Linked DNA regions of Homo sapiens: region 2 is linked to region 1. Evidence: chromatin loops called from intact Hi-C (ENCODE). Cell type or tissue: tibial artery. All regions are shown on one strand. Links, peaks and the distances in the headings refer to the core of each region. The heading gives the core; the rest is flanking DNA.

Region 1 (9,320 bases), core at 1-8,000:
CTGTAATCCCAGCACTTTGGGAGGCCGAGGTGGGTGGATTATGCGGTCAGGAGATCAAGACCATCCTGGCCAACACGGTGAAACTTCATCTCTACTAAAAATACAAAAAATTAGCTAGGCATCGTGGCAGGTGCCTGTAGTCCCAGCTACTTGGGAGGCTGACGCAGAATGGCGTGAACCCGGGAGGCGGAGCTTGCAGTGAGCCGAGATCTCACAACTGCATTCCAGCCTGGGCGACAGAGCGAGACTCTGTGTCAAAAACAAAAGCAAATGAACAAAAATACAAAAATCAGCTGGGCCTGGTGTCACGTGCCTGTAATCCCAGCTACTCAGGAGCCTGAGGCAGGAGAATTGCTTGAACCCAGAGGATGGAGGCTGCAGTGAGCCGCGATCGTGCCACTGCGCTCCAGCCGGGGAGACAGCAAGACTCCACCACAAAAAAAAAAAAAAAAAAAAAGGTATTTACTAAAATAACAAATTGTGTATGTTTTGGAGAAAGAAATCTGGTTATTAAATCTTCATTTCGATTGAGTTCTATGTAAATTAAAATTCACTCTAAGAACTATTTTTTGGTATAAAACTTCATCTGCCCAAAAGTGTTCAGGAGATAACCTGAGATTTTAGAATAGAAATGTGAACAATCAAAACCAAGTTTCCTGAAACTTGTGTTAAAATATTAGAAATATTAATAATTCTAAAATGCCATTTTGCCACTATTATTCATATTAACCAAAATATTAGAGAAGTAATATTTCAGACTAGAACAGGAAAAAAGTCTGAATACAATTCAAAAATAATCATTGATAATTTTTTAAAAAGTGGGTCTATAAATAGTAGTAATTCCTCAAAATGAAGTGCATAATTGGCACATCAAATATTTTGTCTGCAGGCAATTCTGTGCATTTTAGGTAAAAAATGTGGTCCCTTTAAGAGAGTCCTTGACTTCTCATTTCTTCGGGTACCCTTCTGTGGCACTGGTCCCCTTTGTATATAAAATGGTGAAAGCTGACTTGAATGTGCCGTCACCACTCTGCTGGGAAAAACAGATGAAGGTGGCCCAGAGAAAACCACAGACTCCAGCGTAAGCTGTTCTCCATTGAACAGGAACAAGGCTGAAGTTGGTCAGCTGGAACAGAGAGAGAGTCCGTTAGGGCCACATGGAAACCAAAGCCCTGAGTTCATATTACTGAGTAGGTGGAACTTACCTGTACAAAGGGCCAGTACATCAGTCCACTCTGGAATTGGGAAAAAAAAAAAGCAACAACTTTATTAGATTGCCTTTTATTTTTTATTTATTTATTTTGTTTTTTATTTTTTGAGACAGGGTCTCACTCTGTTGCCCAGACTGGAGTGCAGTGGTGCAATCTTAGCTCACCGCAACCTCTGCCTCCTGGGTTCAAGCAATTGTCGTGTCTCTGCCTCCTGAGTATCTGCGATTACAGGCACACACCACCTCACCTGGCTAATTTTTGTATTTTTAGTAGAGACGGGTTTTCACCATGTTGGCCAGGCTGGTCTCGAACTCCCGACCTCAGGTGATCCACCACCTCGGCATCCCAAAGTGCTGGGATTACAGGTGTGAGCCACTATACCTGACCTAGAATACCTTTTAACCACACAAAACAATTGCACAGTTCATTCCATAAAAGAGTAAGAAATACTAGGCCAACAAGATGCCTAGGTAGTATTATATTTCAGACTAAGCTGATTAACTTAGACTACTTAAGGCCTCTAGAGTGAGGGGGTTGGGGAGTTGTGGGGAAAAAAGCTATTAGGTAGAAGACATTCCTATATTAATTATATTTTTAACACCAGAATGAAAAGTCTACTAGAATCAGTACCAATTCTGGAAGACAGCGGCTTTGGAAATGACAGCATGTATATATGCATTGCAATTTCCTGGTTACCATGAACAAATGATGCAGGAATATATTTGTAAATACAGAATCATCAATGAATTCTTTTTTTTTAAATTAATTTTTTTTTTTCTGAGACATGGTATCTCTATGTTGCCCAGGCTGGTCTTGAACTCCCAGGCAAAAGCAGTAGTCCCACTGCAGCCTCCCAAAGTGCTGGGGTTATAGGCATGAGCCACCTCATCCTGCTGAATTATTTTATTTATTTATTTTGTTTGAGATGGAATCTCATTCTGTCGCTTAGTCTGGAGTGCAGTGGCAAGATCTTGGCTCACTGCAACATCTGCCTCCTAGGTTCAAGCAGTTCTCCTGCCTCAGCTTCCTGAGTAGCTGGGATCACAGGTGCCTGACACCATGCTCGGCTAATTTTTGTATTTTTAGTAGAGACAGGGTTTTACCATGTTGGCCAGGCTGGTCTTGAACTCCTGACCTCAGGTGATTTGCCTGCCTCGGCCTCCCAAAGTGGTAGGATTACAGGCATGAGCCACTGTGCCCAGCCTTGAATTGTTGAAACTATATACCAAACCATTGTTTATGGAATGATTTTCTAATAATATATTGAAACCATGTGATGCTATAGAACAAGTTTAGCTGAAATTTTCATATATTACAAAATATGTTAGATAGACATTTCACAAGCTTTATCCTACACAGTCCTATGAAAAAGTCATCATTATGATTTTTTAAAAAAAAGTCTTGGTATGTAAATTTATCTCAAAAAACAGCTAGAGGTTTTCAAAATAGTCCTTAAAAGTGGTATTACAGACTTATTTTCTTCTTTTTACTAATTTGTATTTTCTGAAGTTTCTAAAATGAACAATTGCAATAAAAGCTTTATAATATTTATGTTTATATTTAAAAGTAGATATTACATATAATGTGTGTATACATATACATATATACGTATATATACACATATATACGTATATGTGTATGTATATATATATATTTTTTGAGATGGAGTTTTGCTCTTGTTGCCCAGGCTGGAGTGCAATGGTGCGATCTTGGCTCACTGCAACCTCCACCTCCTGGGTTCAAGTGATTCTCCTGCCTCAGCCTCCGAGTAGCTGGGATTACAGGTGCACACGACCATGCCTGGCTAAATTTTGTATTTTTAGTAGAGACAAGGTTTCATGATATTGGCCAGGCTGGTCTCGAACTCCTGACCTCAGGTGATCTGCCCGCCTTGGCCTCCCAACGTGCTGGGATTACAGGCGTGAGCCACCATGCCCGGCCATAATGTATATTTTATATTTATTTATTTTTTTTGAGACGGAGTTTCGCTCTTGTTGTGCATCTCAAATTCCCGAGCTCAGGTGATCTGCCCACCTCAGCCTCCCAAAGTGCTGGGATTACAGGCGTGAGACACCGAGCCTGGCCCTTAATTGTTAAATATGCTTTAAATATAAAATATACCCCTGTAATCCCTGCACTTTGGGAGGCCAAGGCAGGCAGATCACCTGAAGTCGTGAGTTTGAGACCAGCCTGACCAACATGTAGAAACCCTGTGTCTACTAAAAATAAAAATTAGCAGGACGTGATTGCAGGAACCTGTAATCTCAGCTACTCAAGAGGCTGAGGCAGGAGAGTCGCTTGAATTCGGGAGGCAGAGGTTGCAGTGAGCTGAGACTGCACCATTGCACTCCAGCCTGGGCAACAGAACGAGACTCTGTCTCAAAAAAAAAAAAAAAATTAAAACTTTAGCAAAAATAATCAGAAGACTAAACTTATCCAAACATGGCTTTCCTTCTTTCTTTTTTTTTTTTTTCTTAATACAGACGAGGCCTCACTATGCGGGCCAGGTTGGTCTTGAATTCCTGACCCCAAACAATCCTCCAACCTCCGCCACCCAAAGGGTTAGGATTACAGGAGCCACTGTGCCTGGCCATGGCTTTATTTCTTATGGCTGTGTTTTTTTTCTTGTCAGAATGTAGTATCATGTAGTAGTATATTTTGTTCTCAAATCATTCCCCCACTAAAAGGAAGCAGGATGCCTCAAAGAATTGGCTGATTCTAGGGCCAGGGCAGGGCAGGTGCAAGTACAAGATGATCCTGGAACACGCTGTCATGCCAGAAAGGAAGTGGCTTAAGAAAGAAGTAAAGGAGAAAGAAGATGGGTGATGCACAGGACACAGGAACCAGCTTGGGGGAACTCCCACTGGCCGAATCTGGGACATGTGAGCGCTAAAAATAATTAAACCCTGCCATGAACTCTCCTCTGTGCTTCGGCAATCTCCCTCTGAATAGGCCAAAGGCATCTGACATTCAACATTTCCCAAGCTGAACTCACCTCATTTCTTTTTTGTTTGTTTGTTTGTTTTGAGATGGAGTCTTGCTCTGTCACCCAGGCTGGAGTGCAGTGGTGCAATCTCAGCTCACTACAATCTCCGTCTCCCGGGTTCAAGTGATTCTCCTGCCTCAGCCTCCCGAGTAGCTGGGATTACAGGCACTCACCACCATACCTGGCTAATTTTTTGTATTTTTAGTAGAGACAGGGTTTCACCATGTTGGTCAGGCTGGTCTCGAACTCCTGACCTCATATGATCTGCTCGCCTTGGCCTCCCAAAGTGGTGAGATTACAGGCGTGAGCCACCATGTTTATTTTTTTAAATACAGACAGGGTCTTGCTATGTTGCCCAAGCTGGTCTTGAACTCCTAACTTCAAGGGATCCTCCTGCTTCAGCCTCCCAAAGTGTTAGGATTACAGGCGTGAGCCACCACACCTGATATGCTTCCTTATTTCTTATGTGAACTTGGTCACGATAACCACCCACTTTGGTTTCCTTTGCTGCCATTACCTAACTGTGAAGTTCAAGATCCTCAGCTCTGGGTGTTCAACAGTCTCCAGGATCCAAACTCATTCCAAGTTGCTCAACAAATACTCTGTGAACACCAAACTGCCTGTGGTTTCTCCCCTCCAGGCATACCATGGTGCTTTACGCATTGTCAACTGTACTCAGCTCTTCTGCCCCTGGAATGACCTGTCCCCCAGTATGTGCATAACTTCAGATCTTTATTTTATTTTATTTTTTTATTTTGAGACAGGGTCTCACTGTGTTACCCAGGCTGGAGTGCAGTGGCACAATCGTAGCTTACTGCAGTCTCGACCTCCTGGGCTCATGCTAATTTTTGTATTTTTAGTAGAGAGGGGATTTCATCAAGTTGGCGAGGATGGGCTCGATCCCTTGACCTCATGATCCGCCTGCCTTGGCCTACCAAAGTGCTGTGATTACAGGCGTGAGCCATCCTGCCTCTTTAAAGGAAATCTTCCCAAAAAATCTCCAGATGGGCTGGGCTTCAGACTACTGGTTTGCCCTCTTTCTTCTCCTGAGGGTAGATGAGACTCACTCATTGTAACCAGTTTTTTTTTTTAAACAGTATGCAAATGTTCCTGTGGTTTTGTTCATTTACAAATCCCTGCCTGAAGCTTCTTTCCCAATTCTACTTCCTGCTCTCTTTTTTTTTTTTTTTGAACCATGGTCTCACTCTGTCACTCAGGCTGGTGTGCAGCGGTGCAATCACAGCTTACTGCAGCCTCGACCTCCCAGGCTTGCAATCCTCCCATCTCAGCCTCCCGAGCAGCTGGGACCACAGACACTTGCAACTATGCCCAGCTAATTTATTTTATTTTTGTAGCGATGGGGTCTCACTATGGTTGCGCAGGCTGGTCTCAAACTCCTGGGCTCTAGTGATCCTCCTGCCTTAGCCTCCCAAAGTGCTGGGATTACAGGTGTGAGCTGCCTACTTCTTGCTCTTTTTTTTTTTTTTTTTTTTGAGACGGAGTCTCGCTCTGTCGCCCAGGCTGGAGTGCAGTGGCGCAATCTCAGCTCACTACAGTCTCTGCCTCCCGGGTTCAAGTGATTCTCCTGCCTCAGCCTCCCAAGTAGCTGGGACTACAGGCTTGTGCCACCATGCCCTGCTAATTTGTTGTATTTTTAGTGGAGACACGGTTTCACCATGTTAGCCAGGATGGTCTCGATCTCCTGACCTTGTGATCTACCCGCCTCCACCTCCCAAAGTGTTGGGATCACAGGCATGAGCTACTGCCTCCGGTCCTTGCTCTTTAAAAAAAAAAAAAAAAAAGTTAGATGTACATATCTCCATAGACTTTACAACATAATGGAAAAACTTGTTCCTTTTTCTAAAGTAAAACAGAAGAAGTGGCTGGGTATGGTGATTCATGCCTGTAATCCCAGAACTTTGGGAGGCTGAGGGAGGCGGATCACCTGAGGTCAGGAGTTCAAGACCAACCTGGCCAACATGGTGAAACCCTATCTCTACTGAAAAATACAAAAAATTAGCTGGATGTGGTGGTGCAAGTCTGTAATTCCAGCTACTCAGGAGGCTGAGGCAGGAGAATTGAGAATTGCTTGAACCCGGGAGGCAAAGGTTGCAGAGTGCCACTGCACTCCAGCCTAGGCTACGGAGCAAGACTCCGTCTCAAAAAACAAACAAACAAACAAAAAAACCAAAACACACAAACAAAAAACAAAACCAGAAGAAAATCACATTTGGTTGTCACCATGGGGTCCTCAATTTCTGCCCTAAGAGAAATCACAAGAGTTCTGAACACACTTATAGTTACTGTTCCTGAGTATAGAGGCTCAGGGGAAGCCTCTGACTTCAAACCTCTCCATCCTCTGCCTCTAGCCATCAAGTAATGCTGGCTCAGGGGCCTGGTACCATCCAACAGATGATGCTAGAAGCTGTGGAGGTAATAGCTGGGTGTGGCTCAACACTGCTTTTGATAGGGAAGGAAGAACATGTGAAGCCCTAGGCCAGTCTGCGAACATTCTGTAATCCCAAAGATTTACCTCCTTGTGATGAATGCAATCAAACATGCTCTAGGGCAGAGATGAAAACCATCCCTGATTTTGCCAGGCCTTAAGGACACTGTTCAATAAATATTAACTGAATCAATGAATAAATATGTATTGGACTGGACTGTATATATTTGTGCCGAGCAAACAGTAAAAATGCTGATTTGCTTCAAACCTTGGAATAACCCTTGGAAACCTTCTCCTTCTCTATCAATACCTTTGTGATGTTAAAGTTCTTTTCACCAGGACTCCGCAGGATGCTCACCTGAAAACATTGGCTCTGAATGTGGGAATGATTCCATTAAGCCACTCACAATCTATAATCTCTATTTTGCAAATAGAATCCCAAATTTACAGAATAAATTGTTGTCCCTTTGGCTGCAAAATTTACAAAGTAAATTGTGATCATTACTAAGAGTTAATATAATAAAGTCAGAAATCACTGAGAACATGGACTAAAATTCAGAGATATTATTTCTTTTCTTTTCTTCTTTTTTCTCTTTTTTGAGATGGAGTCTTGCTGTATTGCCCAGGCTGGAGTGCAGTGGTGCGATCTCGGCTCACTGCAACCTGTCTCCAGGTTCAAGTGATTCTCCTGCCTCGGCCTACTGAGTAGCTGGGATTACAGACATGCACCACCGTGCCTGACTATTTTTTGTATTTTTAGTAGAAACAGGGTTTCACCATATTGGCCAGGCTGGTTTCAAACTCCTAACGTCAAGTGATCCGCCTGCCTCAGCCTCCCAAGTGTTGGGATTACAGGCATGAGCCACTGCACCGGGCCCAGAGACATTATTTCTTTCCAGTTCATGAGAAGTACAGATACTCTTAAAACCTCTCCTCATACATCTATCAAAATAACTTTAAGATTTCTATGTCAAAATATTGGACCCTTCTGTCAACCAAACTGGAGCTCTAATTTAGGAATAGTTTAATAAAAATGTACTTAATGTTGAGGTGGGAGAATCACTGGAGCACAGGAGTTCAAGGCCAGCCTGTGCTACATAGTGAGACTCTGTCTCTACCAAAAAATTTAAAAATAATTAGCTGGGTGTGGTGGCACATGCCTGTAGTCTCAGCTACTCAGGAGGCTGAGGTGGGAGGATCGCTTGAGCTCAGGAGGTCCAGGCTGCAGTGAGCCATGACCATGCCACTGCATTCCAGCCTGGGTGCCAGAATGAGACCCTGTCTCGAAAAAGGTTTTTTTAATTAAAAAAAAAAAAAAAAAAAAAAAAATATATATATATATATATATATATATATACACACACACATACAAAAAAATCCTGATGTGATTAAACACGTGTCAAATTATCACATGTATATGAAAATATGTACTTATATGTGTCAATTAAAAGATTTTTTAATCTTTATAAATATAAACACAAAACATATATTTTTATACACATATATATACATATATACACAAAAATATAGTGATTACATTTTCAAACGCCTATCTTACCAGATAGGTATTCCAGAATTTCTGTTTCAGGTCCAAAAATATGTCATCCTTTCCTTGGAGAATGCTCATACCTATTTGCAAAACCCAAAAAAAATTTTAAAAGATTCAGTAGAGTACCGTATAACAGTTCATGTTTAAGTTTCCCATTCCAAAATGCAAAGTAACCATCACTATCATCCAACAATATGACCCTCTGACCCAACAGTGAAAAGAGAACATAGACAGGCGCCGTGGCTCAAGCCTGTAACGGGAGGCCGAGGCAGGCAGATTGCTTGAGTCCAGGAGTTAAGAGACCAGCCTGGGCAACAGGGCAAAACCTCATCTCTACAAAAAATACAAAAATTAGCCAGGTGTAGTAGCGTGCCTGTAGTCATAGCTACTCAGGAGGCTGAGGTGGGAGGATCGCTTGAGCCTGGGAGGTGGAGGCTGCAGTGAGCTGTGATCATGCCACTGCACTCCAGCCTGGGCAACACAGCAAGACCCTGTCTCAAACAAAAAAAAAAAAAAAAAAGAAAACATAATCTCCACTCTAAAACTAGATAAATTTTAAAGGAATGATAAATACGAAGTGAGAATAGCAGAGTATAAAAATTATAGCAGAACGATTATTTTTTCAAAAACTAACAATTCACAAAAACAATCAGGTTACAATAGTGGGTCTATTGGTTACTTTCTCTACCTTCCAAACATTTTGTGAAATGTTGAACATTTGAACATTTTGAAATTTTAATTTCTGTCTTTTTAAAAAAGCTAGTGGGCTGGGCGCGTGGCTCATGCCTGTAATCCCAGCACTTTGGGAGGCTGATCTGGCAGATCACCTGAGGTTGGGAGTTCAAGACCAGCCTGACCAACATGGAGAAACCCCGTCTCTACTAAAAATACAAAATTAGCCAGGCATGGTGGCATATGCCTGTAATTCCAGGTTCTTGAGAGGCTGAGGCAGAAGGATCGCTTGAACCCAGGAAGTGGAGGTTGCGGTGAGCCAAGATTGTACCACTACACAACCCAGGATTTGGAGGTTGAGGTGAGCCGAGACTGCACCACTGTGCTCCTGACTGGGTGACAGAGCAAGACTCTATCTCAAAAAAATAAAAATAAAAAAAGGCCAGTGGACCCAAA
Region 2 (10,642 bases), core at 1,204-9,203, 48 kb before region 1:
ACTGAATCCAATCACTTATTTTATAGATCAATTGTTTTATTCCACAAAGATTCAGCAAACATCTGTATGTGTCAGACACTGTGGTAGATACTATAAATTCAAAGATGAACAGGTCACGGTTTCTGCCCTCAAAAGAATGAAGTGACCCAGATAAGAAAGTCAGCCGTTGTAATACAGTGTGTGCTATTTACAGAGGATGTGTAAAGTAATATGCTGCCTTCACAAAAGCCAAGAGAAGAGGCATCAGTTCAACCTGTAGGTGTCAGGAAAGTCTTCTGAGAAGGTAAGAAGTCTGATATGGTTAGGCTTTGTGTCCCCACCCAAATCTCATCTTGAATTGTAATCCCCAGGTGTTGAGGGAGAGACCTAGTGGGAAGTGATTGGATCATGGAGGTGGTTTTCCCTATGCTGTTCTCGTGATAGTGAGTGAATTCTCGAGAGACCTGATGGTTAATTAAGGCAGTTTTCCCTGTTCTTGCTCGTTCTTTCTCTTCTACTGCCCTGTGAAGAAGGATATGTTTGCTTTCTCTTCCACCATGATTATTAGTTTCCTGAGGCCTCCCCAGCCATGCGGAACTGTGAGTCAATTAAACCTCTTTCCTTTATAAATTACCCAATCTTGGGTATTTCTTTATAGCAGCGTGAGAATGGACTAATACAAAGTCCAAGCTATTTCTTGAAGAATGAGTAGAAGTCAGCTGGTCAGAGAAGGGACCAGATATTCCAGAAGGAGGGAACAACCTGAACCAACATCTGGAGGCTTAGCAAACTGTGAGCATTGAAGGCAATGAAAGGAGGTGAGAACAGGTGGATCAAAGGTCCTGGCTGGGCACGTGGAGGGAGAGGAAGCTACAAACACAGACTGCTGCATGGTTAGCTAGGAGTTTTAGCTTCACCCCAAAGGCAATGGTGAGCTCCTGATGGACTTAAGCAGAGGTCATATTCGCATTGTAGAAAATGACTCTGTCAATTATTTGGAAGATTCATGAGACCAGATACAACTGGAGGCAAGAGTCAGACGTGCAAAAAGGTTAAGAAGCTTGTCAAAGGTCAACCAGTTAGCTGGAAGGTGAACAAGCTCTAGAACCAAAGTATTCTAACTCCTACTCTGCTACTTTTTCCACAGTATCATTTGAATTACGATATTTTCTTTCTTCCTCAAGTTAATTAGTTTTAATTTAGTCTCAAATATGCACCCCATAAAGTGAATTCAGATTTGTGTATCTTCCACATTCTAAACCTAGTTGAAAGCTTTTAACTCAGCAATTCTACTTTTAATTATTTGTATAGAGGAGGCTGGGCACAGTGCCTCATGCCTACAATCCCAGCATTTTGGGAGGCCAAGGTGGGTGGATAACTTGAGGTCAGGAGTTCGAAACCAGCCTGGCCAACATGGTGAAACCCTGTCTCTACTAAAAATACAAAAATTAGCCAGGCATAGTGGCGCGTGCCTGTAATCCCAGGTACTCGGGAGGCTGAGACACGAGAATTGCTTGAACCCAGGAGGTGGAGGTTGTAGTGAGCCGAGATTGCGCCATTGCACTCCAACCTGGGCGAAAGAGTGAGATTCCGCATCAAAAAAAAAGTGAATTTATATAGAGGAAATAATTGGACAATGTGCAAAAATGACAAAAGATATTTATTGCAGCATTCTTTATCAAATTGTTAAATCACCTAGCTGTCCATCAATAAAGAATTAATTAAGAAAAAATAAGGTATAACCAGACACTGAAAAATTATGCAGTGATCAGAAAAGGAAGACATAGGCCAAATTAAACACAAGATACTTTTTTTGGCTGATGCAGTGTCTTCCCAGCATTTTGGGAGGCTGAGGCAGGCAGATCACTTGAGGCCAGTAGTTCGAAACCAGCCTGGATAACATGGCAAAACCCAGTCTCTACTAAAAAATACAAAAAGTAGCTGGGTGTGGTGGCATGTGCCTGTAGTCCCAGCTACTCCTGTGACTGAGGCATGAGAATCACTTGAACCTGGGAGGCAGAGGTTGCAGTGAGCTATGATTATACCACTGCACTCCAGCCTGGGTGACAGAACTAGACTTTCTCTCAAAAAAAAAAAAAACAAGGAAAAGATAATGCTGTATTACTGACTTAGAAAGATGGTCATGATATATAGTTTGAATAAAAAAAGAAGACTGATTAGTACACATATCATCCAATTCATTTTTTAAAATCCATGTGTTAACATATGTCCAACAAAACACTGAGAAGATACACATCAAACTTGTGACGGAATGACAATTTGAGGGTGGGAAATTTTCTTCCTGAAGTAGAAAGTACTTTCTACTTTCTACACTTTTGTATTGTTTGAATTTTTATAATGAGCATCTATTACTTTAAAAAGATTTTTAAAAGCGTACTGACAGTATCTATGTGGCCCCTGCAATGAATACCACCAAATTACTTCACTCCCTTAAGTCTCAGCTGCCTGAAAAGAAAGGAAAACGTCAACCTGATAAGCCACAAATTGTCATTAAGAATAGTCAAACATTAACGACGGACCTTTCAAAGAACACAGTGGCAAGTCAGGCCAAGGTTTCCTGGCTTCCGAGTACAGGTTAAATGCCTTGCTACTGTAGACTGTTTTAAAGCTGCACCCCTTGAAAGAAAGCTGTTTCGTATCTTAATATATAGTTAACATGGCCAGGCGCGGTGGCTCATGCCTGTAATCCCAGCACTTTGGGAGGCTGAGGCTGGTGGATCACCTGAGGTTGGGAGTTTGAGACCAGCCTGACCAACATGGAGAAACCCTGTCTCTACTAAAAAAATACAAAATTATCCAGGTGTGGCGGCACATGCCTGTAATCCCATCTGCTTGGGAGGCTGAGGCAGGAAAATGGCGTGAACCCGTGAGGCGGAGCTTGCAGTGAGCCAAGATCATGCCACTGCACTCCAGCCTGGGCAACAGAGCGAGACTCCATCTCAAAAATAAATAAATAAATAAAATTTTAAAAAGACTTTTCAGAGCTAAAAATAGGATAGTCCCAGGCAAACCAGGATGGCTGGACACACTAGTAGTTGTCATACCCAACACACTGTTGGGTATGACATTTTCTTTTCTTTTCTTTTTTTTTTTTTTGAGACAGAGTCTCCATTTGTTGCCCAGGCTGGAGTGCAGTTGCGCCATCTCGGCTCACTGCAACCTCCATCTCCCGGGTTCAAGTGATTCTCCTGCCTCAGCCTCCTGAGTAGCTGGGATTATAGGTGCACGCCACCACGCCCGGCTAATGTCTGTATCTTTAGTAGAGACGGTTTTGCCATGTTAGCCAGGCTGAACTCCTGACCTCAGGTCACCTGCCTCTGCCTTCTAAAGTGCTGGGATTACAGGCATGAGCCACCACGCGCGCCCTCAGATGACATTTTCTACACTTCTCCTCTTCATTTCAGCTTTCTCTGTTGCAAGAGATTGTTAATGCTACTCGGAGACCACAGAGTGTGATTTCTCACAAAGTATTCATTACCTGTATAGCCAAATTTCACCAAGTGAACAGTTGCTATGTTCAAAGGAGGTCTTTCAGGTGGAACTTACTGAGCATTGATCTCCATTTTTCCTGCTCAATCTTTCAGCAATGTTCACAGCATAAATAGAACAGCAATCTTTTTTTTTTTTTTAGACTGAGTCTCACTCTGTCATCCAGGCTGGAGTGCAGTGGCACAATCTTGGCTCACTGCAACCTCCGCCTTCTGGGTTCAAGCGATTCTCCTGCCTCAGCCTCCTGAGTAGCTGTGACTAAAAGCATGTGCCATCACACCGGCTAATTTTTGTATTTTTAGTAGAGATGGGGTTTCACCATGTTGGCCAGGCTGGTCTCGAACTGCTGACCTCAAGTGATCCACCCGCCTTGGCCTCCCAAAGTGCTGGGATTACAGGCGTGAGCCACCATGACCAGCCCTAATGATTGCATTTTAATCGCCTCTGTGTCCCCATCACACTTGGCTCATGCATTTGCCACAGGCTGGTCTGTGCTGTAATCTCTTTGAAATTCTGTCCCCAGTGGATGGGGGGAAAGGAAGCAACTCTGTCTTCCTCGAAGGAAGCAACACTGCCTCGGTTTCCTTCCCTTCCAAGTCACCTAGCAGAGCCATCTGCACAAAAGTAATGAAAACGTGTGTTTGCTGAATCACATTAGACTTTATGTTACATCCTATTCTCGTGACTGTAGCTCCAGATTATACAAGCTACATCTAATTTGTCCAACATTATTTTCTCTTAATCTTCCACTTCTCTGCAGCTCTGTGCTGTGTACAGTTCTGTCTGAAGTCTTCCTCCATTCAAACTCTAAAAGGAAAAAAACTCCCTGTGATATCCATAGGGAGGGAGGTGCCCCCCTAGAGAGCAGAGATGTGTGAGAAAAGAGACCAGATCCCAAAGTACAACTTGTCTCTCCTTGAGAAACATGACTCAGAACAGGAAGAAGAGGAGGAGAGGAAGGAAAGGGGAAGGGAGGAAGGGACATCTGAAGGGATGCTCTCAGTGGTTATTGGAGGTTGGTGGCATTCTGTTGGTTTGCTTTATTTTATTTTATTTTTGAGACAGAGTTAGCTCTGTCACCCAAGCTGGAGTGCAGTGGCGAAATCTCGACTCATTGCAACCTCCACCTCCCAGGTTCAAGTGATTCTTCAGCCTCAGCCTCTCGTGTAGCTGGGTGTACAGGCACGTGCCACCACACCTAGCTAATTTTTTTGTATTTTTAGTAGAGACAGGGTTTCACCACGTTGGCCAGGCTGGTCTCGAACTCCTGACCTCAAGTGATCTGCCCGCCTCGGCCTCCCAAAATGCTGGGATTACAGGTGAGCCACCTCGCCCAGCCGGTTAGTTTTAGAACAGGGTCTCACTCTATTGCCCAGGCTGGAGTGCAGTGGCACAGTCTTGGCTCACTGCAGCCTCATACTCCTGGAGTCAAGTGATCCTCCTGCCTTGGCCTCCCAAGTAGCTAATAATAGAATTAGAGGTACACCACCACACCCAGGTAATTATTTTTATTTTTGTAGAGACAGGGTCTTGCTGTGTTGGCCAAGCTGGCCTTGAACTCCTGGGCTCAAGCTCCTGCCTTCTGCCTCAGATTACAGGTGTGAGACTCTACCTCGCTGCAGCATTCCTTTAAATGACATTTGCCCTCTTTTATAACTTTTGGTATTTTTTTAGTTTTAAAATTTCGAGCATTAACCCTGTTTTATTATCAGAATAAAAGCAACGGTGTTTTGGTTTTTTCTTTGTTGTTGTTGTTTTTGAGACAGAGTCTCGTGCTGTTGCCCAGGTAGTTGTGCAGTGGTGCGATCTCAGCTCACTGCAACCTCCGTCTCCCGGATTCAAGTGATTCTCCTGCCCCAGCCTCCCGAGTAGCTGGGATTACAGGCACCTGCCACCACGCCCAGCTATTTTTGTTGTTGTTGTTGTTATTTTTATTAGAGAAGGAAAACCAGTGTCATTCCTTAGTGGTCATCTGCGGGTTCTGTTCTGCAAGCATCCATTGTTCTTTCTCTCATGATAGCACCTCCAATGTCTTGCCATGGGAGAATACACCTCACCCGTGAAATGCTGTCTTAGGGAACTGGCATTCAAGATGCCCTCCTTCCTAGTCAAGGGTTGGGTCTTGATCCTAGCTGGTCCGATACACTTAGGCTAAGTTCTCGCTGTGTTTGGCTTTGACCTTAGCTTAGCTTCTCCCAACCACCATTGTCCTGAGACTGGAGAGGTTCCCTTGCCCGCGAGCAGCAGTTGCAAAGCTGGCAGGAGGCCTTAGGACACAGGGAAAGTTTGTACGAGTCAGCGTTTCTTCTAAAAGTGCTTATTTTAGGAGTTTGCACACACAGGAGATGGGATGATTTGCAAGCAACAGAAATGGACTCTGGTTAACGCAGAGATCTTCTCTGTGTTCTCCCCCAGGTACTTGAATCTTGGGCACAGTGGCTCAGAGATGCAAAAGAGTGGGACTGATTCAGCCAGATGACAGTACCCGGAATTTTCTGCCATCTGGAAATTCCTAGTCACCAAGGTTCCTCTTCTCTCTAAGGTCTGGCTGTTTAGCTTTTTCTTTTTCTTTCTTTCTCTCTCTCTCTCTCTCTCTCTCCCTCCCTCCCTCTCTCTCCCTTCCTTCCTTCTTTTCTTTTTTTTTTTTTAAGAGACAGGGTCTCACTCTGTCTCCCAGGCTGGAGCGCAGTGGCCCAATCATGGCTCACTGTAACCTCAAACTCCTGGGTTCAAGCAATCCTCCTGCCTCAGCCTCTCAAGTAGCTAGGACTACAGGTGCACGCCCCATGACTGGATAATTTTTAGAACTGTTTTGTAGAGATGGGATCTCCCTGTGTTGCCCAGGCTGGTCTCAAACTCTTGCCTCTAGCAATCCTCCCGCCTCAGCCTCCCAAAGTGCTAGGATTTCAGGCGTAAGCCACTGTGCCTAGAGCTATTTTTTGTTTTAAATTCTGGAAGGATTTCCAGATACATTCCTTTTCCTTAAGTTCCTGTACTTTGCAAACTTATTTAAATAAGTTTACTTACTGTGGATCACAGTAAGAAATACTCAGAGAGCCAGATGCAGTGGCTCATGCCTCTAATCCCAGCACTTTGGGAGGCTGAGGCAGGAGGCTCACTTGAGCCCAGGAGTCCAAGACCAGTCTGGGCACTAAAGTAAGACCCTGTCTCTACAAAAAAAAAAAAAAAAAAAAAAATTAGTTAGCTAGCTGGGTGTGGTGACACCCACCTGTAGTCCCAGCTTCTCAGGAGACTGAGGTGGGAGAATCGCTTAAGCCCAGGAATTCAAGGCTTCAGTGAGCCATGATTGCACCACTGCACTCTGGCCTCGGTAACAGAGTGAGCTCCTGTCTCAAAAAAAAAAAAAAAAAAAAAAAAGAAATACTAAGAGTGACCCAGTATGTACATACACACATAGGCATAAGTAAAACAAACGTTGGACAAAATAGGCCGGGCATGGTGGCTCATGCCTGTAATCTCAGCACTTTGGGAGGCTGAGATGGGTGGATCACTTGAGGTGAGGAGTTTGAGACCAGCTTGGTCAATACAGTGAAACCCCATCTCTACTAAAAATTAGCTGGGCATAGTGGCATGCACCTGTGGTCCCAGCTACTCAAGAGGCTGAGGCAGGAGAATCGTTTGAACACGGAAGGTAGGGACTGCAGTAGCAGAGATCACACCACTGTACTCCAGCCTGGGTGAGACTCGCTCCAGAGAGGGAGACTCTGTCTCAGAAAACGAACAAACAAAACAAACAAACGAAAGGTTGCACGGAAATAAGACTTAACTTTAGCAGCATAGATGCAGCTTTCTATTTCCTATTTCCTTCTATTTCATTTTTTTTATGCTGGTTACGCCCCCTTAAACTAATTTAAAGTTTCATGCATGAGGCTTTAAATCTCACACTTGGAAAACCTCTGAGTTTTCCAAAGTTCATTGCTGTTGCTTGCAATAATCCTGTCTCTTGTGTGTGAAAACCCTAAAATGATCATCGATATGATGGAACGTGGAACCTCACAAACTTTTTCTCTTGGGCAATGCAGCAGCATGACAAGCTCTGGCAGCAAAAAGCCACAAATGGTGGTTGGAAGAGCCAAGCATAGCATCGAAGCCAAGCAGCCAGAACTTTCTCCTCCCACAGCAAGCAAAAAGCCAGCTATGGCCGGGCGTGGTGGGTCATGCCTGTAATCCCAGCACTTTGGGAGGCTGAGGCAGATGAATCCTGTGAACCCAGGAGTTCGAGATCAGCCTCAACAACATGGTAAAACCCCATCTCTACTAAAAATACAACAATTAGCCAGGCATGGTGGCTTGTGCCTGTAATCCCGGCTACTCGGGAGGCTGAGGCAGGAGGATTGCTTGAGCCCAGGAGGTGGAGGCTGCAGTGAGCCAAGATCATGCCACTGAACTCCAGCCTGAACAATAGAGCAAGACTCTGTTTCAAAAAAAAAGCCAGCTGTGATGTGAATACCTTTTACATGCCTATTATTTGTCTAGGGTAGGGATCCATGAGCCTTCAGACCAAACCCAGACCAATGCCAGTTTCTCTATGGCCCTTGAGCTAAGGATGACTTCTACATTTTCTTTTCCTTTTTTTTCTTTTTTGAGATGACCTCTACATTTTCAAATGGCTGTGGGAAAACATCAAAAGAATAATAATATTTTATGACATGGGAAAGTTATATAAAATTCAAATTTCAGTGCTCACCAATCAAGCTGAAACAAAACATAGCCACATCCATTCACTTAGGTGCCTGTCTATGGCAGCTTTAGGCTACAGCTTTGGAGTACGGTGGTAGAGCTGAGTGGTCGCAACAGGGGCCATATGACCTGCACACCCTAAAATAGTATCTATCCTTGTACAGAAAAAGTGTATCAGGGCTGGGTGTGATGACACACACCTGTAATCCCAGCACTTTGGGAGGTCAAGGCAGGAAGATCACTTGAGGCCAGGAGTTCAAGACCAGCCTGGGCAACATAGTGAGACCCCATCTCTACCAAAAAAAAAAAAATTTTAAAGAAAACAAAAAAGAAAAATTTGCCCATCTCTAGTCTAAATACTAGATGGAGATTAAAAATAAAGTAGGCTGGGTGCAGTGGTTCATGCCTGTAATCCCAGCACTTTGGGAGGCCGAGATGGGTGGATCACCTGAAGTCAGGAGTTCGAGACCAGTCTGACCAATATGGTGAAAGCTTGTCTCTAGTAAAAATACAAAAATTAGCCAGGTGTGTTGGTGTGCACCTGTAGTCCCAGCTACTCAGCAGGCTGAGGCAGGAGAATCGCTTGAACCTGGGAGGCAGAGGTTGCATTGAGCTGAGATCACACCATTGCACTCCAGCATGGGCGACAGAGCGAGACTCCCTCTCTTAAAAAAAAAAAATTAAAGAAAAAGAAAAAAAATTCAACTTTTATTTTAGACTAAGGAGGTACATGTGCAGGTTTGTTACAAGGGTGTATTTCATGATGCTGAGATCTGGGGTCTGGGTGAAACCATCAGCCAGATAATGAGCAAAGTACCTAACAGGTAGTGTTTCAACTCTTCCCTCCCTCCTTCCTCCCTCTTGTAGTCCCCAGTGTCTGCTGTTCCCACCTTTGTGTCCATTTGTACCCAATGTTTAGCTTCTACTTATAAGTGAGAACACGCATTAGTTCACTTAGGATAATGGCCTCCAGCTGCATCCATGTTGCTGCAAAGACCATAGTTTTACTTTTTTTGCTAGCTGGTGGTATTCCACGGTATATATGTACCATATTTTCTTTATCCAATCCACTGTCAATAGGCACCTAGGTTGATTCCACATCTTTGCTATTGCAGGTAGTGCTAAACGGACCAGTTATTTAACGGGGCCTTATCGTTTTTTTGTTTCTGTTGTTTCAGAAAGACGTGACTTACTCTGAAATGTTATACCTCACCTATGCTGGCATCTAAGAATCAAAAATTTAAGGTGTGTAAAGTACCTAGCCCAGCCTATACCCATCACAACACTGTCACTTGGCTGCCGGTTCCCATTCATGGTACCTATTCCTGTTACTTTGTATCTGATCTGAAAATCTCACATCTTTCCCTCAAAGCAGAAGGCGAGGATGCTAATCTCACGGCAGCATCAGGAACAACTCTTTGTTTTTTCAGTTTTTTTTGAGACAGATTCTTGCTCTGTCGCCTAGGCTTGAATGCAGTAGTGCGATGTCAGCTCACTGCAACCTCTGCCTCCCAGGTTCAAGCGATTCTCATGCCTCAGCCTCCTGAGTAGCTGGAATTACAGGCTTGCACCACCATGCCCAGCTAATTTTTATATTTTTGGTAGATGGGATTTCGCCACGTTTCCCAGGCTGGTCTTGAACCCCTGAACTCAAGTGACCCACCCGCGTGGGCCTCCCAAAGTGCTGCAAATACAGGCGTAAGCCACTGCGCCTGGATGCTGATATTTTTAACTGGTTAAGACCTCAGGCTAATGACAGGGTTTTTCCTTGCCTATCACATTGAGAGCACTTAGAAGACCTTCTTTCCTTCTGAGACATAATAACTACTATGGGTTTCTCCCTTCAAGATTTCTGATCAGCCCCTTCTTTCAAACCCACTGCTCCTGCAGACTCCAGCCCTGCCATGGATATTTGGACATACAGCCCTCATCATGGGATAATTCCAAACCCTCCTAGCTGACCTTCTTATCCCCAGGGCCCCTGACTTTGCATCCAGTTGGTCACCATTGCCAGACAAGCCTTCCTAAAATGCTACTTCCGGCCAGGCGCAGTGGCTCATGTCTGTAATCCCAGCGCGTTGGCAGGCCAAGGCAGGCAGATCACCTGAGGTCAGGAGTTTGAGACCAGCCTGGCCAACAGGGTGAAACCCCATCTCTACTAAAAGTACAAAAATTAGCTGGGCATGGTGGCGGGTACCTGTAATTCCGGCTACTCAGGAGGCTGAGGCAGGACAATCGCTTGAACCCAGGAGGTGGAGGTTGAAGTGAGCCGTGATCACGCCACTGCACTCTAGCCTGGGAGACAACAGCAAGACTCTGTCTCAAAAATAAATAAATAAATAAATGCTACTTCTTTCCCTCCATCCCTTGTCCTCCAATGGCCCCATATTGCCAGTCCTTTTTTAATCCACCAAAGTCTAGTGGTCCTGCTTAACCATCCTTTTTATCTCAC

The links. Peaks named below come from ENCODE experiments on the same cell type or tissue, not always from the same donor. Only the 100,000 strongest peaks of a DNase experiment are listed, where the experiment ranks them.
Region 2: it touches region 1 in a loop (6-fold over the local background); 2 of 110 quality-filtered maps call a loop at or near these places.

The regions. Positions count from the first base shown.
Region 1 is chr16:15,399,739-15,409,058 of GRCh38, reverse strand. The region is part of intron 1 of MPV17L-BMERB1 (MPV17L-BMERB1 readthrough); the gene reads right to left. MPV17L (MPV17 mitochondrial inner membrane protein like) reads right to left here. Exons shown (of 4, transcript NM_001128423.2): 2 at 8,202-8,272; 3 at 1,206-1,235; 4 at 1-1,126. The coding sequence ends at 947. Among named protein-coding and RNA genes, the nearest start is that of MPV17L-BMERB1, 8.6 kb to the right of the region's middle. In tibial artery, for the core only: no CTCF peak of the experiment used is centred there; a DNase peak (open chromatin) is centred at 4,087.
Region 2 is chr16:15,447,778-15,458,419 of GRCh38, reverse strand. All of the region lies in intron 1 of MPV17L-BMERB1 (MPV17L-BMERB1 readthrough), which reads right to left. The region is part of intron 1 of BMERB1 (bMERB domain containing 1); the gene reads right to left. Among named protein-coding and RNA genes, the nearest start is that of BMERB1, 19 kb to the right of the region's middle. In tibial artery, for the core only: no CTCF peak of the experiment used is centred there; no DNase peak of the experiment used is centred there; H3K27ac peaks cover 410 bases.